Regions from separate parts of the Mus musculus genome. Here regions 2 and 3 are each linked to region 1. A link is a loop called in an ENCODE intact Hi-C map of the cell type or tissue named here. Cell type or tissue: heart. All regions are shown on one strand.

What was found. A loop is a pair of places that touch in the nucleus more often than their neighbours do. Peaks named below come from ENCODE experiments on the same cell type or tissue, not always from the same donor. Only the 100,000 strongest peaks of a DNase experiment are listed, where the experiment ranks them.
Region 2: it touches region 1 in a loop (3.0-fold over the local background); 26 of 42 quality-filtered maps call a loop at or near these places.
Region 3: a loop joins it to region 1, with 3 times the contacts of the local background. A loop is called at or near these places in 8 of 42 quality-filtered maps.

Annotation. Positions count from the first base shown.
Region 1 is chr13:23,429,360-23,437,359 of GRCm38, reverse strand. C230035I16Rik (RIKEN cDNA C230035I16 gene) reads left to right here and starts at 6,343. Exons shown (of 4, transcript NR_015492.1): 1 at 6,343-6,650; 2 at 7,008-7,131. n-TAagc13 (a tRNA gene) reads right to left here and starts at 5,948; the gene lies at 5,876-5,948. n-TYgta7 (a tRNA gene) reads left to right here and starts at 4,283; the gene lies at 4,283-4,370. It overlaps Gm40833 (a long non-coding RNA gene), which reads left to right and starts at 2,688. Exons shown (of 3, transcript XR_873170.2): 1 at 2,688-2,939; 2 at 3,672-3,729; 3 at 3,830-4,064. It also overlaps n-TKctt11 and n-TPagg3. In heart, CTCF peaks have their summits at 4,663 and 6,362; DNase peaks (open chromatin) are centred at 4,299, 4,629, 5,829 and 6,379; H3K4me3 peaks cover 7,637 bases; H3K27ac peaks cover 5,046 bases.
Region 2 is chr13:22,017,691-22,025,690 of GRCm38, reverse strand. n-TRacg1 (a tRNA gene) reads left to right here and starts at 4,475; the gene lies at 4,475-4,547. It overlaps n-TScga1 (a tRNA gene), which reads left to right and starts at 3,191; the gene lies at 3,191-3,272. In heart, no CTCF peak of the experiment used is centred here; DNase peaks (open chromatin) are centred at 3,260, 4,500 and 5,020; H3K4me3 peaks cover 3,402 bases; H3K27ac peaks cover 1,890 bases.
Region 3 is chr13:23,734,937-23,742,936 of GRCm38, reverse strand. H1f2 (H1.2 linker histone, cluster member) reads right to left here and starts at 4,130. Exons shown (of 1, transcript NM_015786.3): 1 at 3,406-4,130. The coding sequence starts at 4,088. The coding sequence ends at 3,450. In heart, CTCF peaks have their summits at 3,161 and 4,073; DNase peaks (open chromatin) are centred at 3,166 and 4,126; H3K4me3 peaks cover 2,997 bases; H3K27ac peaks cover 4,716 bases.

The sequences.
Region 1 (8,000 bases):
TCAGAAATTGGGCCTTTTGGGTTGCGGTTCCAGGCACCGACGAAGTAAATCTGAGAAGAAATTTTGTTTTCTGTATTTTTAATAAACGGCACGTTTGTTTCTCTAACAAGGGTGGGTCAAGAGATGTTTATATGGTCCTTAAGAGAGTCAAGTAATGTGGCTTAAAGGACTGAAAGACCAAACAAACCCGAGATTAGAAACAATATAAATTATATTTACTAAACATTTATCAAATAGCTATTAAAAAAGAATTGGTTAAATGATTAAGAAAACGAAGAAACAAAGTTTACATCTGGCTCGTTGGTCTAGGGGTATGATTCTCGCTTAGGGTGCGAGAGGTCCCGGGTTCAAATCCCGGACGAGCCCAAGTTTTTATCGTGTTTCCTGTCACCGAATTTTCGAAGGTTCAAAATTAATGATTGACAACTTTTTTCTTTCCTTTTCTTTTCTTTTCTTTTCTTTTCTTTTCTTTTCTTTTCTTTTCTTTTCCCTTTTCTTTTCCCTTTTCTTTTCTTTTCCCTTTTCTTTTCCCTTTTCTCTTTCTTTCTTTCTTTCTTTCTTTCTTTCTTTCTTTCTTTCTTTCTTTCTTCCTTCCTTCCTTCCTTCCTTCCTTCCTTCCTTCCTTCCTTCCTTTCTTCCTTTCTTTCGCAGCTAAGTGTTCTTTCTATGCATTTGGTTTCAATTTGCAACTTGAACCAGTCGTTTTCAGATTTGACTTTCATTTTTCCCTCCAGTCTCTCTAGACCAGAGAGCTTTGCGCCAAGAGGGTACTAAATTCTGCAAAAGATGTACAGATATATGATGCAACATAGGTGCTCGCTGTAATGCCGTAATTAAAATTGATTTTTTAAAAAGTTACGTAAGCTCTAAAATCATTTTTGATAGTGATTAATTTAATAATATAAAATTGAACTGTTACCAAAAAAAAAAAAAAAAAAGTTAATTTGCGCCCAACGTGGGGCTCGAACCCACGACCCTGAGATTAAGAGTCTCATGCTCTACCGACTGAGCTAGCCGGGCACATGTGCAACTCTTTTCTCCACTACAATAGGAGAATAAGTATTACCCACCCCCAAGTTTGTCATAAGGCATGATTTTAGATTTTGTTTAGTTGTTCATATTAGTTTTCTAGGTAAGAAAAGATGGTACTCTAATAATAAAAGTTTAGCTGGGAATTATTACCCTGTGCTCTACATTTTCCTGCTTCTATTCTCATCCACTGATGTCCCTATTTCTTTCCCTTTTCCCCTCTCTTCATTTCTCTTTCTGTTTTCGGCTCTCTTTCTTCTTCGTCCTCCCTTCTTTTACCTCCCCTCTCCTTTCCTTTTCTCCTCTTCCTCTCTCTCTTCTTGATAAACTACAAAATGTTTCCTGGTTCACTTACGGCTTTTCCAGAGCTCCTGACAAGTGATGTTGCCATCACTTATCATCCAGGGCTCTCCCTTCCTGTGACCCACTGAGGCTTTCTGCTGCTGTTCCCACAACCTGTCAGTTCTCCCGGCTGTCTTGCTCGTTGTGTTAAGAGCGGAACTGAAGGGACAATAATAGCGCAGACAACCGCTTTGAGGAGGCTTCTGTTGACAGATGTTGATTCACTGCAGAGCAGAGGTAACCCATCGGATCGGCGTGTCCGTCAGGATTGCCTGGTAGATTTTAATTCTCATTAAGATGAGATGTCGACTTCATAAACTTGTGGCAAGAAATATAACTGTGGGGTCTAGTTGCATTTTTCAATTGTTTTCAAAATTGGAAAGACCAACTTCATGCCCAAAGTATATAATCAAAACAAAGGGGATTAGAAGGCGACAGTTGCATCATTTTGAAAACCTGAGAGCCCTCAGCACCTTATTATTATCTGCCAGGAGGCAATGGAGATCGCATTTAAAAATCTCTCCCCCGCCCCCCAAGTGTACTCATCCTCCCTGCCCTCTCCCATCCACACCTTCCTCTTTCCTTTACCTAAGAAACCGGATGTTACTGTCTCTCCATTTTATATGTCCTGTCATTCCAAATTCCAGCTAATCCCCAGAACAAAAACAATTCATATGCTACTTGTTCAAAACTGGCATATGAATTCCTCAAGTCTGGAAAACAAATTCATATAATGTAAAATATCAGGATGGACTTCCTAGATTTGGTGATGTTGAAACTGGGAACCAAACATCAACAGTGGGTTTAAACTAAGTTTAAGGCTTTTAAGTTTAACCTAACCTAAGGCTTTCAACTAAGCCGTTTAACACGGACACCATTACATACTTAGCAAATGTTACTGAATTGACTTTAAAAAAATCTTACGTGAGCTTTCCTAGGAACAGGTCATCTGTAGGCAGTTTGCACACTTTTTGGTGAGAGATTGTTATGACCTAAATAAATAAATAAATAAATAAATAAATATCAGAAAGCAGTTATCTGAGAGTCTGCCGACAGGATTATATAGGCATAAGAATACTTCTGAATTTATCAAGGTTCTGGGTGAAGGACCCAGTCGAGACAATCAATGATCAATTTAGCCTGTTCAGGCACAGCTTTTGATCTATCTGTGCAAGTAAGTGTATATTTTAGAAAGCCTTGGCTCTTTAAGAGACACAAAAAGGATACAGAGGCTCAGGGACTTAGTTGCAGTTTGCAGGACGGACTGGGCCTTACATGAAGGAAACAGGAAATCCTTTGCTCAAGTTACCTGAGCAGGCAGCAGAGAGGACACGGAAAGGAACAGCAGCATGTAATGAAGGTCCTCAGCCACCTCGGACCACAGTTCAAGAGAGCCTCCTTGCGGGATGTAATTGGGTTGGGTGCGACCTCTTGGAAAGTCTTCCGGATTGAGGAGCACAAACTACAAAGTTACACAAAACAGAAAATGGATTTCCACTCAAGTCGCTCCACAGGAGTCTCATGGAGGACAGGGCTGTTGATCAGGGGCCTGCATTCATCTACAAGTGGTAACAGTGGGGTCACCCTTCAATTTATGCTTTGGTGAATAATGCGAAGCCGAGGAGGAGGAAGAAGAGGGGGGGGAGGAGGAGTATTCTTTCAAGAATGTATTTATTATTTTTGCAAGTTCTCCTTTTAGATTAACAATCATGGAATTGAGCCTGTGAAAGTACATTTGAACAAAATGGACAATATTAAATACATCTGTAATAAGCTAAAATAAGATAACCCATTCAGTCAGCTGGGGTTGGGAAAGAGAATGTTATATTCAATTTACTCCGATATTTCTTGAAGACATGAAGAGGTTAGTCCTCAACTAAGTGATTAATAGTCTGCTTTTTATTCTTGCTCAGGGAAACAAACAGAACAACAAAATCCCACAAACACTGAACAATAGCAGAGAACTCTTTCATTGTACTACAGGGGAGTGGACACTGCTAGTCCACTGGTGGGGGATTGTTTGCCTATGTGTGTGACTCCAATGTACAGCAACACAACGATCTTTAGTAGGCTCTGAAGAATAATAAGACAGATTTCTGATGTCCGATGTGTCTGTCGTGAGTAAGGAAGAGTAAGAGTCATTTGGAGTTCCTCATGAACTCAGGGAAGCCGAAAGGAATTCTAATACCATCAAATTAATTTGCATTTGAATCCTACTTGAACCCAGCATGGAGACTGATAATTTAAAACTATATTAATTTCATCTTGACAGTCTTTTTTTTTTTTTTTTTTTAATTAAGAGCTAATGTGGTCTCCTTGTTAATCGACAAAGACCAATGTCAGTTAAAGGACGTTTTGGTATGTTTCTCCTCCCATAGTCTTATTTTTATTCATCTTTATCTTATTCTATCCTTTCTCACCTTTGCTTGTTTGTTTGTTTGTTTGTTTGTTTACACAGGCTTTTACTTTGGCTGGCCCTAAACTCACTATGTGGAACAGGCTGTGGCTGGAGTTCACTAAGATCTCACTGCTCCCGACTCCCTGGCTTTGGGATTAAAAGTGTATTCAACCACATCCGGACCAACCATAGAATTTTGCTGCAACTACAGACTAACATGTCTCAAATCTTGCTGACAAACAGGGGCAAACGAGCTGTTTAAATTCGCAATAAAAGTTGGTCCTCTCAAAGCCCTTAATAATTTTGCTTCTGTTTCCTTGGTTTTCAAACTTCCGTTTTCTTCAGGGGCCAAGTCACAGAAATTTGGCTCTGAAGAGATACTGAAATAAAATAAGAGAATGAATAAATGCAAACTAAAAAGTAAGAGGCAGCTGTTACTTGCACAATGATTGATACAACTCTAACCATCACGCAGAGATGGCATCCCAAGTAGGGAAGCAAGTACACGTGGATCCTTCGATAGCTCAGTTGGTAGAGCGGAGGACTGTAGGTCATTGTTCTAGAAATCCTTAGGTCGCTGGTTCGAATCCGGCTCGAAGGAACCCTTGTTTTTTTTAGCGTCTGGGAGCTCGTTTCCGAAAGAATTGAGCGGGACTTTTCGTATTTGACTGACCTCAATACTACTCTCGATGTGCAAAGTAGTGACTGTAGATTTTATAATTTGTTCTCTGTAATAGTTTTTAATACTTCCAAGCAGGCTTTGACGTCATAGATCACATAACCCCACCCCTGGAGATCCTTGTGCCCTGGAATAAAGGGGCCGGCGACGACCTGTAGACACGAGGTTTGGGGCCGGGTGTGCTCCTGAACCCGCCCAGTGGCCGAGAGTGAATACAGGTCCTGTGGTTAATCGGTGGGGCACGCGCGCCCTCCAGTAGTCAGAGCGTTCTCAGCAGCTGGACCTCAGGCTCAAGTTTCTCAGTAGGCATCTTCCTATCACCTCACGGCAGGAGGAAAATCCTGTTCCTTCAAGCTTTTGGTTTAACTATGTTACGATGGTTTTGTTTCAAGAGTCTGGGGGGAAATTGGTGTAAATCAGAATGACCTGGAGACATTTTACAACCTAGGGGATGCGAATTTAAAAAGTTATACAGGCGATTTTAATGTGCTGCAAGGGCTTTAAAACGCTGCTAGAGCGTTTCTCTTAAAAAACAAACAAAACAAAACAAAACAAAACAAAACAAATGGCATTGCTGGAAACGGAATGGCAGTTTTAGGGGAGAAATGCAAGAGGAGATTTAGTTCAAAGAAAATACAGAGAAACCCTGTCTCGAAAAATAAAAAAAGAAAAGAAAAAAAAAGAAAGAAAATCTCACCTATCAGTAGCGCATATTTGCTAATTTTGTGCTAATCCTTTTAAACTGCGTTACTCCTGCTCTCAAAATCAGTTACCTGTAGAATCGTGTCAATGAGAGATTAATATTAAGTAAGACAAAGTAATTGACAAAGATTTCAGTTCAACATATCGAAAGTTGTACAAGGGTTTTTGTGCTTGCAATTTCTTGTACCTTCCATCCCATGTGTCAGAACTTTTCTCTAAGCAAATAATTTTCAGAAAGATAGAAAATAGTTCAATTTTTTTCTTTAAAGATAACGTTTGGGCCTCGGATATAAAATATATTAGATAGTCCTGGACTAGGCGTTTCTGCAAGGCACAGTAAGTTCCAACCCACAAGAGCTGGTCCTACATTTCTTTCCATATCTTGGGCTGTATTCCGGGATATTCCAGTGCCGGTAACTGAACTGAAACAAAAAAAGCAAACGACCTAGATCCAAACACCGCTATATACGCTTCCCTGTCTCAACAAAGGGAACGCGTTTGCGCGTTAACAAAGGGAAAGCTGTGAGAACTTGATAGGAAAACAGGAAATACCAACTCCAGAGCTCCAAGCCATTTCCTGGAGAACAGTGTGTGGTAGGAACTAGGCCCTTCCGGGTTGCTGAGAGAACTTCTGAAATTTAACTATAGAGGTTAGAAGTAACGGATTTGGTTGTTCTTGTTCTAGCAGGGTATGATGGGAAAAGAAACAGGCATAAATGCAAAACTGGAGAATGCGGGCATCGATCCCGCTACCTCTCGCATGCTAAGCGAGCGCTCTACCATTTGAGCTAATTCCCCTTCTGATGGTAAGTGGCTGCTACCTTACTCCCTTTTGATAACTGGATGTAATTCAATGCTCGCTGTTATTTTCAGCTCATCAAACAGAAATTGTGGGAGTGGGAGTGGGGTGGGGGTGGGGGTGGGGTGGAGGGGGTGTTAGTGTGTTTGTTGATATGATTTTTTTTATGTCTAATAAAATCCGAACAAGATGATAAAAACTGAAGTGGAGAAAGTAAAATGGAGTATTTAAGAAAGAGTTTCCTGAGTTAGGGTTGGTGTTTTATAATCCCAGAACTGCAGGGAAGGGGAAGAAAGAAGTCCTAAGGCAGGAGAATTGCCCCCTCTTTGAGGCCATCTTGTTTTACATAGCAAAAAGTGAGATTGTGGCTTGGTTGTCACGGAACAGTCCCGGGGTTACTTGCGCCCTCTATAAATGAAAGACGGTACCGCCAGTTCTGGGAATCGCACAGGGGTGCGTACAAATGGACCAGGACGCGGAGAGCACGGAAACAACGGTGCTGGGACCTTGTGCACAGAATCCAGATGCCAGATGGGAATTAAACATTCGGCCGAGAAAAGCAATCTAGTTCCCTGGGCTCGACTTTGACTCACTCCTTGGTCTGCACCAATCCTCACATCCCTCAGGTCCTCTAACTTTTACGACAGTATCCAGAAATCGATTCTTTGGTCTCTACGGCTCCAGAAGGCTCGCTCATCAAGGTCAGTCCTTTGTCTGGCTGTTTTCTTCCTTTTTTCTTTTTCTTTTTCTTTTTCTTTTTTTCTTTTTCTTTTCCTTTTTTTCCTTTCTCTTTCTTTCTCTTTCCTTTCTTCTCTTCCTTCCTTTCTTTTTTTCTTCTTTTTTTAAAATCACTGCCGGAGGCCACATGGCCAAAAGTGAAAGGGTCTGTCCTGGTTAATTTCTCTTCCCTGCAGGCACTGTTTCGAGGAGTTTCAAAATTAATTTTTCCAAAGAAAATATCGAGAAACTGGTAATTTTGTTGAGGTAGAGCCATGGCCCGAAATTCACTGTGTAGTTGAAGATGACCCCGGAGTCATGATCCTTCTGCTTTCTTTCAGAAACGTTCCATTACCTTCGATTAGAAGTGGATACATATATGATTTTGGCCTAAAAAAAAATTTGCAAAAAGGGAGAATGCAAACTTGTCCTTTTCCTTTTGGATTTACGGAGTGCCAGTATCAGGTGTGGTTCCAGGTTCCCGTTCCAGGTTCCAGATAAGGCTGTGGTGAGGTCTCGAGCAGACAAGCACAAGTCCAATTGCCTCTTCTTTTGAAAGTTCGTCAAAAAGACTTCTGCTTGTGGGCTTAATGTTTATTTCTTTAAAACTCAATAAAATCGGAGCAAGATAATTAGAACTAAAAGAGAGAAAGTGAAACATTTAAGTCAGTGATTCTAGAGCCAGCTGTGGGGTGGTGTATCTCAGCAGCGGGGGTGGGTGGTGGGGGTGAGTTGGAGGCCTGCCTGGATAGCTTCATGAATACCAGCTAGTCAGAGCTAGAAAACAAGTCCTGTAAATATGAAGAAATAAATGAATAAACAAATAGGGAAAGGAAATAAAAGAAAAAGAAACACACATCCCGAAATTTGACCCCATGTCTCTGAACTGTGCAAAAAGCCCATACGAGGTCTTTCCAGGGACTTTAGACCACCCGCAACACTAGCTTTTCTCTTTTGCTTATTTATTACAGTCAGGGTTGACAAAAAGAGAATGGTTTTCTGTGGGAAGAAACTCCCTCCACATAAGAGATTTTAAATTTCACATGCTGAAATTGTATAACGAAACCCACTGTTATTCCTCTTATAGTCAGACTTGAGCTGACACTCACCACTGTCTAGATTCTTCCTTCTTATCAGACAGAATCTGCCCAATCTGACCTCTATTTATCCTTCAAATGACTGAGAAGTGTAGGCATGGAACAGGATCAAAAGACTAGCCCATTTCCAAGGCTCAGATCCATCTGCTGTGTGACTACACTCGCTGTAAGAGGTTTCCAGCAGGAACAAATTTTTGGGTTCCAGTAATACTGGACTGGTTGTTAACTTCCCAAATG
Region 2 (8,000 bases), 1.4 Mb after region 1:
TCCTTCCTTCCTTCCTTCCTTCCTTCCTTTCTCCCTTCCTTTCCTTCTTTCCATCTTTATTTCTTCCTTCCTTCCTTCCTTCCTTCCTTCCTTCCTTCCTTTCATACTTGTTTTGGTAATAGTATTACACTTGTGTACCCCTATCCAAGACCATATCAATCTTGGTGGAATTTTTTTTGTTCTTGTTTTTAGGGTTTTTGTCTGATTGGTTGGTTTTTGGTTTTTCAAGACATTTCTCTGTATATCCCTGACTGTCCCAGACCTCACACTGTAGATCATACAGGCCTTGAAATCATATATCCGCCTGCCTCTGCCTCCCAAGTGCTGAGAGGTGTGCACCATCACTGCCCAACTTAAATCTTGCTTTATAAATACTAATAACATTTCTCTTGTCTATCTGTTCTCTCTTTTACAAGCCCAAGTCATGAGTCTTCTAGTGGAGAGTGGACAAAGATATTTCTTCTCCCCCACAGGCTTGGGGATAATAGGTAAAATGGGGAACTTTGGTAGATGAGAGATGCTGGTCTGGCTTGGGGTATTGATGAAGTTTAGGACTTTTATCTGTAATAAAGTAAGATTGGGGGTGGGAACCATGACCTTTGTGCACCACATTTTCTCAAATGATTCTCTGGTTCCAGCTTTTGACTCCTAGTGAGATCCGGAAGCAGCTGGCTGGTGCTGTCCATTGAGGCTCTTCTGATAGGCCTCAGGATGTGTCACTGACCATTGAAGGTAAAGGCAAAGTGTGATCTTTGAAGACGTGTGATACATACCAGAAGAACTGTGTCATTTTAGTCATCATACATACATACATACATATATACATATATACAGACAGACAGACACACAGACATACATATATACATACACACACATGTATACATACATACACAGGGCCTTACATTGTCTTGGCTGGTCTTGTGCCAATTCTCTTCCCCTTCCCTCAGCCTCATAGCTACTGAGATTTAAGCCACCATGCCAGGCTAAATGTGTCAATGTGTGCTAGTGGAAATCTGACAAGTCTGAAAGAGAACGGACTTTAAGGGTGTGGGATCAATGGAGAAGGGTTATGAACATTGCATCGGCTCAAACTCAGCTGATTGAGTGCTACAGCTCAAAGGGAATGGAAATTGTTCTAAGAGTCCTGCTTGTGCCTGAGCCACAGTTAGAGCAATTCAACATAATGAAATGAAATATCTCTGTAGAGCAAAATACTTAGAGGCTGAGGAGTTTAAAGGGCTAGAATGAGATTTATATCAGACCGAGGACCTTCTTGAGACTGGTGAGCTTCACCAGAGGACCCTTCATCATTGTTGTGAGCAACATGCATACAGCTCTGGTGCCCTCATGTGCTCTACAGGGGCTCTCTCTGTCTTACAAGATATCACAGTGAACCCTGCAACCACTGAGACAAGTAGAAGTCAGAGTGATAGGACCAAATGTGGGCACTAGATTACCAAAGACACATTGGCTCTTCTTAGGCTGATTGCATCTTCCTGGAGAGTCATTCCTTTGAAGCCCACATTCATTCCAGTGTGATGGCATTGAGAGATGGGAGTTTTAGATGGTAATTAAAGTTAAATAATGTCTGAAAGTGAGGCTGTAATCCAGTGCAGCATGTGTCCTTAGGAAACCAAGCAAAGGACATAAGGGACCTCCCTCCATGTATGCACTGAGGAAAGATCTCACAAGAACATAGGAAGAATGCAGGAAGAAACCTGACCCCGACAACACTTTGGTTTTGGACTTCTAGCCTCCAGAACTCTGGAAAAATGTGTGCTGCTGTTCAAGCCTTCTAGTTTGTGGCATCCTGCTAGACATGGCAAGCTGATTATACTGCAATAGCCGAACAGCTCCTCCCAGCAAGAATTCACCCCCAAGAACACAGGGCTTAATAAAGGAGAAACTCTTTAATGATGATAGCATGCAACAGATCTTAATTAATGCTCAAAGGGGCACTGGCCTCAAGTAGAAATTTGTCACAGTTTACACAGGGTGTATTTTACCATTTTAATTTCACAAAATCTTCAAAGCCATTGAAGGAACCATCTTGGCTCAACTGTTCCTTAATTATGTATTCTTGAGATTTCTTTTTTCCAGACAGTTTCTCTGCATATACCACTGGCTGTCCTAGAACTCTCTATGTAGACCAGGTTGTCCTCAGACTCAGAGATCTGCTTACCATGTTCTCCCAAGTGCCAGGATTAAAGATGTGTGCCATTATGCCCAGCTCTTGGAGTGATTTTTATAAATATATATGTCTGATCTCCCATGTATTTACTCCTATGGTAGTACTCAAAACACTTTGATCTCACTTTGATTTTATATTAAAGGCAGATGTGCACAAACACATCTCATATTCTCATTTTCTCTTTTCTTTTTTGAGCCAGGGTCTCATGAAGCCCATGTTGGCCTCTAACTTACTATGTAATGGAGGATTTCCTAAAATTTATGCTCTTCCTGCCTCCACCTCCCCAGTGCTAGAATTACAGGTGTATAACTACAGCCAACTCTTAAATGTGCATATTTAGATGTATGTGTGTGTTTCCAAAATTGTACCAGCTTATATTATTCTAAATTGTTTAACACTAATGAGAGAATTATTTTTTAAAAACTCGTATTTGCTGATGTGTTTTTCCAATCCTGCATATTCAGAAGAGAATGAGCTTGACTCACATGTACAAACATATCCTGCACATTTGTAGAAATACTGCCTCAAAAGGTGCATAAATTTTGAGTATGGATAGAACTTGCCAAATTCACTGAGAGCAGTGCTTCTCGAGTTGTGTGGAGAAAACAATCTTAAGATTGTAAATGAACATACAACTAACTCAGATTCTAGCCCCCGCCACATCTATGAATAAAAACTCGGTAATCTATAAAAACCGGAAGTGGGAAAGAAAGACTAAAACCAGAGATTCTGGTATGCTGGAATATTGTTCTCCCTTTAAAAAGCCTACAGGGATAGAGTGAACTTGAGTAAGACTTGGGGAAGAGATCTGGTTAGGGTTTGATGAAGTGATTGCCTTTTGTGTATTGCTGAAAGGAAACTTCCTAATAGATGGGAGTCTCTGGCGTTGATGGTATTATAGTGTCTAGTGCCTTCAGAGTATGTATTTTGCCTTCAAAGAATCTTTTTTAATTATTTGTTTAATATATAAATGACATAATACAAGCCAAGCTCTGGTTAGCTGTGATGGCCGAGTGGTTAAGGCGTTGGACTCGAAATCCAATGGGTTCTTCCCGCGCAGGTTCAAATCCTGCTCACAGCGTAAGAAAGCTTCAGACACAGCTTTCTGTGGAAGTGTGGTCAAACTTAAGAAAAATTAGGTGTGTTTTATTCCTGTGCTCACTTCTTTTTTTTTTTTTTTAAACTTTCTGTGATTACATCAGAAATGCCACCGGTCGTCTTTAATCCCAGCACTTGAAAGGCAGAAGCAGGAGGACTGCCTAGTCTACGAAGCGAGTTTCCAGACAGCCGGGCCAACACAGAGAAACTCTCGAAAAACAAAATAAAACAAAAACGAAAGGAAAGAAAAAGAGGAGAGAAGAAGGCGGGGAGGGAAAGGGAGAGGAGGGGTTGGGTAAGGAAGGGGAGAAGAGGGGAGGGAAAGCGAGCAGAGGAAGGGCAAATGGTTACTTTAAATAGTTACAGTTCCGTAGTATTTAAAAGAAGAAACAAAAAATCCAAAACCAAAGGGGGGGAAAAAGCTGTTGGGAACAAAAACGGAGTAGAATTCCAGAGTTCATCTGATATGCCAGGCAGGTGGAAATGAGTTAAAGGGAGGATACACTGAGCAGTTTGGACGCTACACAGTAGCACTGCGCGGCATTCAGCATACAGGCTGACCCCGAGGTGCACCAGAAAACCTTTGTCTCTTCTTACTTTTTTAAGTGTTTTCGCTCACATTGTACACTTAAGTAGTATTCAGTCGAACTTCTTTTATATTTTAAAGACAGCTCTCTAGGTAAATCCGGAATGCTGGGATCTAAAGGCTTGCCACCACTTCTGACTCAGCTTAATTTTCAACTGCACTCTGGGCTTTCAAATTGCTGCACGAATTGAGATCGTAAAACGTAAAATACTTAACTTTGTGATGCACACCTGTAATTCCAGAACTCCAGGAGGCTGAGGCAGAAGAACTGCCAGTCAGGGCTACAGAACGATACTATTTGTAAACATAAAAATTTAAAGAAAGAGGTGGGGAAAGAAGGAAGAAGAGGAAAGAGTGGATTTTTGTTTTACTCTATTATTCTGTCAACGGGCTGGCAGTAGGGGTTGTTTCATGTCAGAGGAACCAACTGCGTGTGTTAGTAATGGAAATTGCAAGGTGAAAAGACGAGTTTCTGTAACACAAGTGGTTTAAATTGTTCAAATCAAACATTTGTTGAATTTACTTAGCTTGAAACTAGGGCTATAATTAATTTAAGGTTACAGCTAATAATAACTAGAGTAGAACTTCATCCCTGTGGCGGGCCAGTGGCGCAATGGATAACGCGTCTGACTACGGATCAGAAGATTCTAGGTTCGACTCCTGGCTGGCTCGACCATGTCTCTTTTTAATACAAAGGAGAAACTTTCTTGTATTCAGATCCGTAAGAAAAACATATTAAGTCTTGAAAATCTGACTCTTACTATATCTTTGTCTTGTATGTCAGTGAACAGCATACAAACAGAAAAGGACTATCTATAGACATCACCCAATAGGGTATGTGGAAAACACTGTGTTGAGGAAAAGAAGTCAGTACTGCATGTTGTAATTAAAATGAATTGTCCAGACCACCAAACCTAGAGTTAGGATGTATCACCGGTTGCCAGGTGATGGAGAAAGATAATTTTGAAGTCAGGAAACAACGACGGCGTTGTAACACATGTACACGAAAAACCAGTAAATTGAACAGTTTAAAAGGCTGAACTTTTTTGAAAATCAGAGTATCAGAGGAAAAAACTAAAAATTGATCAATATTTTATTGGCTCATCCGCAACCACCCGTCCCCGCCCGGAGCCGGGCTCCACAGTTGGCTATACTTCTGTCTCTGAGCACTTCCGGGAGTGGTGAGAGTAGGGACAGAGACTGACTCGAGAAAGCGGGCTGAGAAACTTACATATTTGAAACCGATACTAAACAAAAATCCAGATAAAATTTAGAGTTAGAGAGTAGAGGAAGGCCGGGAAGTGCAGCTTTGGGACAGTGTTTGAGCAGGTGGACCTACATTCTTAAGTTTTCCAGGACGCGAGGTTTGAGACATGGAGAAGGGAAGGGGTCGTCAAGGCGAAACCCGGAAGGAACACAGATTAAATTAAATTAAAAGTAAATTGAGATCCTCACCCTATTCTCTATATCTTACTCAGATCGGATAGTTTGAGTTTCAAGCCGTGCTGGAATTAAAAGAATGACGTTACACCGCGCCCAGACTGCGTCTACTCCAAGCTCAATTGAGATAGACGGCGTGAAAAGAGAGCACCTTGGATTTCCTCGTCTTTCTCGTGGAGAACCATCACTAACCCACAGATTCCACCACGAGAGTAGTTTATGCGTAGCGTCGTTAAACGTAGCTATTCCGTCCTCCTCAAGGCACTTGGGCTATTTCGGGGTGTCTCGCTCATCACCTCCCCCTCCATGTCCGTTTTCTTCGGGCTAAGGTGCCTGCAAATCCAACAAAATGACCTGGCCGACTGACCTTGAAACTGCGATAATTTTCGTTATCCACTGCACGTACACACAGCGCTGTGTTGAAACCTGGAGTGCCCCCTAACTTAAGGAGTGCAGATTATTGAGTGATGCATAATTAATTTCTTGAACCATATATGAGCTGAGGTATCCTCGTACCTAATATACTCTGAAATCCAAAGAAAGGCATCCGGGCAGAAATGGAACCTGAGCTCATGAACATGTGATTTCGCCCACACTTGGAAAATAAAGATGAGCTCCCCCGGAAAGAGGACAGGACAGCTAGCTTCCCAGGGAGATACAACTCTGTATTTTACAATTATAATGACGTGCTGACTCTAAGTGAAGGGCTCTCTAACAGGCCCAAGCATGGCAAACGGTGGTGCTAGTAGGTTTTGCCTTTTCCCTCTCCCTCCCTCTCCCTTGCTAAACCATTAGATTACATTCCTAAAGCTAGCCCCCAACGTCTATTCCTTTATTTGGCTACTGATCTATTCCTGAGACTAAATACCAAGGTCCAGCAATCAAAATTCATTATTTGGCTTAACACTGGCTAACATGTCCAATCAGGACATCATCCTAGCACACGCTCCCCTTTTTCTACTTAAAACCACTCTGGCAGAAATACCTGCTAGTATCTTAACCTGTTTCAGGGGCAGCTGCTTCCCACCCCATTGTAATAAAGTTCCTTTGTGTTGAGAATTTGATGTCTGGGTGTGTTCTGTGCCAATTCCAAGCTTTCCTCCCACCTCGAACATGAGCGCAAGCACATGCACACACACACACAGTGTGGAGCAGAGAGAAATTATAAAGTTCATAGTATCACCTACTCATGGAAATTTTCACATTCTTGCTGAAAACAGAAAAAAAAGAAGAAAAACCTTTCTAACATAGATTAACTGACTCTCAAATAACTTGATGAATTGGGCCCTCTAGAAGAGGTGTTTACAAAGCATGTATCTGATGACCGAGATGCACTGGAGGATATATAAAGAACTCTCAAAGGTCAGTGACAGGAATGCCATCCATGCAGGGCACCATGATGCCAGGCTGTAATTCCAGCATTCGAGAATCAGGGGACGAAGATCTGGAGTTCACCATCATCCCAGGACTTGCCTGAAAAAGTAAAAATAAAAATGAGCAAATATTTTAGCACACACAAAAGTATGCATACAAGAGCTAAATAAACAGAAGAGAAGATGCTTAGCTCTTTAGAAATACAAACTAAAGTCACTGAAATGCCTGGATGTTTAGCTTAAAATAGCAACAGGCAGTAAAGATGTGGACGATTGAACATAAACACTCACTTGCTGCTGGTATGTGGCTTTCAGAAACAACTAAGCCTGCAATGCAAAGGTGATAACAGGACATTCAGAACACACCCCACTGTGGAGAAGGACAGGCGCATATCCTTAAAACCACAGTAGCCAAAGAGTGACAAACTACAGCCACCAGGCCCAAAGACAGTATCATTACACACAGAGATGCTCCAATTACACTTCTTCACCTCTCAAACAGTAATCAGACCAAGAATATTTGGTCCTCCCCTCTTGTGCTCCCTTTTTTTAGAATAATCTTTGATCATTGGACTGTCTCCTACTCATTTAAGTAAGTTGAAAATCCCATTATTTGTTGACTGATGTTTTCCTAAACTTTCTGGCTAAACCCTCCTGTGAAGAATGATCTGACAGCCTGCTCTGAGGCTGTCCTACTTCTGGCCTACCTGCAGGATCCCGGAGAAGCTTAATCCCAGTGGAGAGCTGAGTTTCTTTCCTCCTTGATTCCAGAAGAGGAAGGACAGGCCGGGTTTCACTTCCTTTCACTTCTCTCAACACTGAAGATGGTTCCCACAGCGTCTTCTCCTGGAGTAAACTGTCAGCAGAATCCAAGTTTCTCTAGATGTAAAGTAGACTTAGCCTCCCCATCCTAATAGCCTAAAAGTTCCAAAAGTGCCTGCTTGTTCAAGAGGTAAAATGAAACATTCAAAAATTCTAAGTTTGCATAATAAGGAATGCTTGTCCCTTAGGAGAGAAGAGGATTGCATGTTTTAGCAAGAGGAGTAAAGCTTGAACGCACAAACGTGTATCTTTTTGAGTTTTAAGTCCTCTAAGCCAGGCAGCAGTAGAAATACTGTATTCTGTGACACTGTTCTAGATTATAAATGTAAGCTGAGTGGTTATGAAGTTGCATCTATGAAATCTGGAGTTAGGTTTAAGAGCATATGCAAAGGAAACAAAGCCTTATGGTGCTGCTTAAAAAGTAAGAAAGAAAAGCCTCATATTGGATTAAAACAATCAGACCTCTGTATATTAATGAAATCCCAGCCTG
Region 3 (8,000 bases), 310 kb before region 1:
CCTTAGTTTCCCCTCTAGTACCAAAATGAAGGAAAAGTATTAAAAATAAATCTAAAAGGTATATTTATGCAACATTTCCTATATTCAGATTTATATAAATATCCAAATCCAATAAATTGAAACCCAAAGAAGCACTGAATGAAAACTAGAAAATCAATTCTCTTTTCTTGGAATGATTCTTTACATGTCTAACTCTTGGAGTGCTGAAAGCCAATCAATGTGTAGAACTGGAAAATATCTGAAGGTGCACTGTAGTGGATAGTTTGAATACTATCATTAATCTGAGCTTTGTTATTATTATCATTTTATTGTTGTGATGGTTATGGTTAATTATTTACTGGTGATGTAACTCAAGGCATCTCCCACGACAGACAAGCAGTCTACCCCTGAGCTACATACCCACATTCTCAGTCTTACTTTAAAAACTGTGGTTTTATTTGAAGTAACATGTTTGTTGGCTGGGTGGTTGATTATTTTGGTTTTTGTTGTTGTTGTATGTGTTTGTTGTTTTTGTTTTCTTTTGACAGTCTCTCTACATAGCATTGGCTGCCTTGGAACTTATTACATACACAAGGCTGAACTTGAACTCTCAGAGATACCCTCCTGTCCTGCAGAGTGCTAGGATTAAAGGCCACCACACTCAACAGGTTTTCTTTTGGTTTTTGTTTTTTCTGACAAGACTTTGCTCTGTCTACAACCCAGGATCCTCCTACTTGACCTTCCTAAGAGTCAGCTTTACAAACCTGCCACCACACCCTGAGCTATATTTAGCATCACAATTAGATCTCCCAGTAGCTACTAAGTGATTCAATTCTGGTCAGTGAGGTATTTCCAGAAACTAGAGTTCATTTCACCAGGACCCAGGAGGAAATGAGAAACTCAGAAGAGGGGAGGGGGGATAAGAATATGAAATTCTGCCCATCTTTTATCCAGGCCCTTCCCTGCAATTTTGCTCAGTTCTATTCTTACTTTTCTTGTAAGACTTTCTGGTGGCTTAGAAGACAAACTCCAGTCATCTAACATCAGGTGACCACTGTTCCACCTTTTAATTTTTAATTATTTTTCATTTAGGGTCTCAACTACGTAGCCCTACCTAGTTTAGAACTAATTAGACCAGCCTCACCAAGAGTTCTCAGAGATTCCAATAATCAGACACACTGTCTTCGTTATTTCATTATATGACTTATTAACAATACACATTTTCAAATACTCTCATCATAAACAAAGATGTAGAGGAAAGGTCTGAGGTCATTCTAAAGTTGTATTGATCTATATTGTTTCCACAGTCATGGGTAGCTAGTAGAACATTAGAAATAACATACATTCTGGACTGAGATGTATGTTATTTAAAATGGATTTTAAATAGATTTAAAATGGATTTTCCCTATGAATACTGCTTTTCGATTTTAAAGTTACATATGTGCATGGATCTGTTCTCACCTTATGTATCAATGAACAGACCTGGTCTAAAATTCTTAATTCATTTGTGCAGCGATGGCTTCAATAACTAAGTGGTTTTAATGTCCACTTTCTTTGTTCCTACAGAAATAAAATTTCATAAATTATTATTGCGAACAACATAAAGATGCTTCTAGGGTTAAAAATATTGGAACATATTTGGAGAAAATTCAAAGATCTATAGATAGATAACATGTTTGTTTTTACATAAGAAAACTGCTAGTTCCACAAATGTGCTTTAACACAATCTCAATAAAAATACCAAGAAGCTTTTCTCTGAGTGTTGGGATACTAACAATATCTTCAAATACATTGTCAGGGACACATTTCAGTGGTAGAATAACTGCTAGCACGTTCAGTCCCCTTAACAACGAATATAGACGGAAAGACTTGAAAGATTTTGAGAAGAGGCCTAGAGGTGGCGAGGGTTTAATGTCAACCTAGTCTTCCAAGACAGCCATAACTATTCAGAGAAACCCTATCTCAGAGATGGGGTTGGGAGAGGGCGGGGGTGAGGTGGGGTGGGGTGGAGTGGGGTGGGGTGGGGGTGGTCTGACAGCAACAAAAATAACAAAAAGGTTGTGAGAATTAGTTATTTCCTATTATAAGTTTACCAAACAATATTTGAATCATTGCTACGTACCAAGTATCCTCCACATTGACGATAGCACCGAGAAGAGTTTGTCTAATTCTACCTTAGAAACTACAAAAAAAGACGCAGAAAGTTGAGATTCAGGTTATTCGAGGAATTTAACCTATGACAAACATGAAATAAAAGCTGGGAAGAATCGAGAGAGTCGGTCCCGAGGGCATGGAATTGGGAAGATGGGTCTATTTATCATGCTCTGTACTAAAACAGCTGTTCGCTCATTTAAAGTGAGGGCTCAAAACACTGGGAGAAAACGGATTTTTACTTTCTGATCTGGCTTTCCCACGTTAAACACTTAGGTCACTGAAATCAACACTGGATCCACTGAACAAATTTCTGGTTTAGGTCTCCAAAAAGCACGTTTCACATCTCACTATAGGGTACACCAGAAATATGATCCAGGCTGCAACAAATCAGCAATCTGAATCTCTCAAAGACTGTGGGTATGAAAGAGTCCAACAGTGAATGAAAACTAAACGCTTTTTATTAGAAGCATACACTTTCAACAGATAGCCAATTTAACATTTTGGATTGTACAAAGCATTACCAAGAAACCTCAGTATTCATACAAGGTCAATCTTCAGTGACGACACACACGTATAAAGCAAGCGCTTCGGGAAGCTGAGGCAAAACAAAGTTAATCTACAACTATGCTGATCAAAATAAGGCAAAGCAAGTGTAATTGGTAATGGTAAAAAACTTGAAAAAAAAATGGCTGACAAAAGGTTGTGACGCAGTTCAACCCACAACTCCATCGCTGTGGCAAACAAACCGAAAGTACGAGAAGCAATCGTCTCAGTCCCGAGTCCAACTTAACTGTGCAGGCTAGTCGTTCCGGCAGCTACCCCATGTCTTTAATATTAAGGAAGGCAGTTCGTTGGCGCCAGCACCCCACCTTCTCCCAAACTTCCAGGCTAACCCCCACAAGAGGCTGAGCATAGAAGCCACCTACAAGCCCCGGATGCGTTTCTCCAGGCAGGAAGCTCAAACTTCGGGATGGCGCCCAATCAAACGAAGAACTAGAGTCCTGGGCCGGAGTGAGCCAACCCACAAGCAGGGCGGAACTTTCAAATCACCTTGCAGTCCAATACGAACTAGCGCCGAGGGTTGCTTTCTGCTGCTGACAGCCGTGGGAGGGTGTTCCAGCCCATAGCACTTCCTGAGCAGCCCAGCACAAACAAGTCTAGGTGGGACACGCAACCCCACCCATCCCACCGGGGGAGCGAGTGCTGCCGGGATCGAGTCCCTTGCAACCTTGCTTCATTAATCACACAAATGTCACAGCTCTTAAGTGGGAGTGGTGGCTCTGAAAAGAGCCTTTTGGATTGTTAGGGGAGGCAGCCTACTTTTTCTTGGCTGCAACCTTCTTGGCCTTGGCAACCTTGGGCTTGGCAGCCTTTGGCTTTACGGCTTTAGACGCGCTCTTGACCTTCTTGGGCTTGGTGACCTTCGCCTTCTTTGGGCTCTTGGCCACTTTCTTGGTCACAGCCGCCGCCGCGGGCTTCTTCGCCTTCTTCGGGGTCTTCTTGGCCGCCTTTTTGGGTGTGGCAGCACCAGTCGCCTTCTTAGGCTTCTTGGCTGCTCCCGCGGGCTTCTTCGCCTTGGCCGCGCCTGCCTTCTTAGCCTGGGGTTTGGCCTCGCCAGAAGCCGCCTTCTTGTTGAGTTTGAAGGAGCCGGAGGCACCGGTGCCCTTGGTTTGCACCAGGATGCCCTTGCTCACCAGGCTCTTCAGGCCGAGCTTGATGCGGCTGTTGTTCTTCTCCACATCGTACCCCGCGGCCGCCAGCGCCTTCTTGAGCGCAGCCAGGGACACGCCGCTGCGCTCCTTGGAGGCGGCCACAGCCTTGGTGATGAGCTCGGACACCGGGGGTCCGGACGCCTTACGGCGCACCCCGGCGGGCTTCTTGGCGGCCTTCTTTTTGGCAGGCGCCTTCTCCGCAGGGGGCGCGGCAGCGGGGGCAGCAGGAGCAGCCTCAGACATGATGAGTCTCTGGAAGTCAGGAACTAGTGGCAGTACGCCGATAGAGTAGCGCGGGCCCGGCGCTGTATATATAGAGCGCAGGCGCGCGCTGATTGGTGCTCCAGCGGCCTGCCTGGCAAGCTCTGAGCAGCCGCGCTGCGCCCAACTTGTGTTTGTTACACTTCACAAAAAGGAGAAAATATTAAAATATCTTGCACCAAATCTCTCGAGTTTGGTCGGTAAAGGATCCGAGAAGTCTCAGGCTTCAGGATATATGTTTATTTTTTCCTCATCCCTAAAGACAACGCGCCTAGGAGTCCCTAATTCCCCCAACTCCAAAGGAAGTCCGGGGTAGATAGAGACCACTTTCTGTTTTTCTTCTAAATTACCTGGTCGCTCCTTTGCCCTTGAAAGTTCTTTTTCTCAGGGATTATAGAGCACATCCTTCCCTTAATTTAGGGACAAAAATGAAACGATTTCCGCCTAAATTTTCACAATTATTCTGTTTCTTCGCAAGGGAAGTAACACAAGTCCTTAGTGACTTCTGATTACAGACCCACCACAACTATGGACTAGGACTGGGATTTCCAGTATAAAACACTTGGGGTAAATTGAGAGGGGGTTCATAGGCCTTGGGGGTGTATAATGTGGTGGGGGGGGTTAGGACTTAAATATCTGATTTAAAGACACTGACTTTAAAATGCTTTACATTGGTGGGGGCGGGGCACCCCATTGACTTCTATAAAGGGAGACCTTGGGCTATATTTTTAAAGCTCCTGGTTCCCCTCTGAGTTTTGCAAGGTAGGGGTCTAGCTCTGAAGAATAAAGATAATAAGAAGGGAAAGGAACCCTAAAAGTCTATATGAGCCCTCCTCTCCCCCAAATGCCAAATTAGAGTCTTTGAAAGATCTGTTTTTAAAGTGATGAGGATTTAGTTGCTTATTTGGCAGCAATACAGATATAAGTTTCAGTGCACGGGAATTCTAATCTAGAAAATAGTTTGTCTTAGTACAGGAGGACCTTCTAGACTTGGAGACTATGAGATGCAGATGTCAGTAAACTTACTGGCTTTCCAAAGGTTACCTTTGGCATAGATTTGAACAAGCTAAATATTTGAAATAGAAAATGTAACCAATTTTACCAATAAGATAAGAGACAAGATAAGTACAAATTATCATGTCATCTATAGTGGACAGCTGTATGTCATCTCTTCTCAGTTCCTCGGAATATGGCAATCTGCATTCTAGTCAACTTTGCTTTGTTAGCTTAAGGTTTTCAGCTTCATATTTCAATAACTACAACATGGTTTTGTTGTTAGAGAAAATACAAGATAAACTCTCTGCTAGTATAATTAATACATGGGGCAAAGGAAGTTCCCCTAATTTTATCAGAAATCTCTGTTTAAGTATATGTCTACATAAAAACATGTGATGAGTTTGTCAGCACTAAAGCGTGGTAAAGTCCCAAGGTTATACAAATTGAGTTCAGGGATGTTTGTGAAACAAAGCATATTTTATAAGACTGAGAATGGCCGCGTGGTTTCACGTAATAACCTTAGTTTAGCACTTGCAAGCAGCATCTCCTAGGCTTGTGTCCTCTGGGAATTAACAGCCTAATGGGATTAGGGATGGACTAATTGCTAGCAATAGAACCACTTTAAGAGTTGCCTTCCTGTGTGGACTTTGAAATGGGAATTGCAAGGCATTATTGAAAGTACACAACTCAAGCACCTTCGTCATACCAATATGCTTCAATGAAAGAAATGAGAACATGTCACCTTGCTCTGATTACGTGGGAAATGAACGAATGTCCTCCTCATCTGATAGTTGTCCATCTCCCCCAGGAAAATAGCTGTGTGTGATCTAGCTCTCCAGTTTGCTCACTTTCCTGTCACTGTAAATTGTCAAATTATTTGTAAAATCCTAGATTTGTTCATTTGATTGTTGTAATTTTTTAACTTATAGCCTTTCAAGCCGAATCAATCAAATCATAGCTCTTTAATGCAATTAACTAATAAAGCTTGCCTGGTGTAGATGCAAATTCATTGCTTCCAATAGAAAAGATAACCCTGAAAGTTATGTTTGTATTGTACAATAATAAATTATATCTCTAATTTTTGAGGATTCATTCAGCTCTCATTCTTTCTCTGAGTAAATGCACAGTTTATTTTCCTGTATTCTTCACTGAACTAAAAAGTCATCCAGCTTGCTTACTCACTAATGACTTCCATCATTCTTTGACATATACATGAGCTTACTACATATAATATTTATATATGAGTCATATTTTTTAATAGTTCGAAAAATTACATGCTGAAGCTTATTAGTCAGACTGTCCTAAGGGCATCCAATCAGAACCTTCAGATGTCACCCTCTAAAATGGAAACTATAAAATGTGGAACTTGAAAGCAACCTGAGACTTAATGATGGAGTCTGAAATTTTAAAGTAAGTTGAATAAGATCATGGGCAAGAAAACTTCTATTCATATGTGCTCCAAGCAAAAGGTTAGATTGGAGATATGACCTTTAGACTCAGTATCACTGGATAGCTACCAATGAAATGAGGACACTGATGAAACATGATGATGTCATGTGATCTCGTACATTTGTTTGTTTGATGAAGATTGCATGAGGGTTTTGTCATGCCATGTCTTCAGGCTGTGTGGCCCTGGTGGGCAGAATTAAATATGTAGAGAATGTGCAGAAGAGCTAGAGGCAGAAAAGTTTAACAACAAGAAACACTCACAGGAGGGTGAGAGTATTTAGGACAAGTTTAAGGGATGGGCTTCCACCTTTTCTTCTCCATTTCCTCCCTCTCACATGCCAGAGAGGGGTTAGCTGGAGAAGCTTTTTGAGGTTGTTAGTATAGATTCCAACTTGAAGCGATTGAAACCTGTGCTTTTCTAACTCACCAAGGGATGATGGTAAAAGCCACAACCGCGTTATTTCCAATTCCTTCCTCATAATGATAAACGATAACTGGTCCATTGTGAGACACACAATGTTGGCAGCACAAGTAAAAACTATATAAGTGATGTCAGGAGGTTTAGAGCCTTCTTAGTCTGTTGTCTCACCTCAGTCTCACAAATAATTTCTACAAATAACCTTGAGCAGTGCTTCTCTTATTTTCTCAGTCTCTCCAGACAGACGGCCACCAATTACAAGATCAAACCTTTGCTACAATGTTTTCCCTGTTGATACCTGAGTACATGAAAGGTCAAGATCTCTTGCACCTTTCTGCCCCAGTGCACCCTCAAATGCAATGGGGAAACCAACATACACCATAACAGTAAAGCATAGAGGAGGGACATAATGAAAATAGAAAATTGCAAAAAAGAGACACAGTACAAAATGGTCCCCAGACACTTTGGAATTGCCAACAGAGTCCTGGGATACACCTCCCCCGACACCCCCCCCCCCCAACTTATTTCCAAAAGACTTTAAAATGTTTTCAAAACTTTAAGCTCGCCTTCCAAATATACAAAATTGACAATGATGACAATATACACTTTTTATACCTTCTCAGTCTAAGCTTATAATGAAGGCACAAAAGGAAACGTAAGTTAGATAGTTACCTTGATGAGAGCCCAGGAATCATCTCACACATGGTTGTTTTGTGGGAAATATACAGCTAAATGTGCTAAGAAAGTATTTTGTCATCCCTAAGCACACGCTTGCTGTGGACACCCTGCACCAGACAGCCTCCTAGCACTTATTTAAGCACAGAACACCTGCAGTGAACATAAACAACAACCATCCAAGGAGAGAATTTCCTCTCAAGGCCAGGTGCCTGCTAGGACAGACACAAACAAGCATTACAGGGAAAGTACAACTCACAGGAAAACAAAAATCTGAAAGACAACGAACGGTAAGAGGCTAGTGTATGGGCTAAACCTTTTCCTTAAGTAATTAGTGATGCAGCAGTGAAATTGTA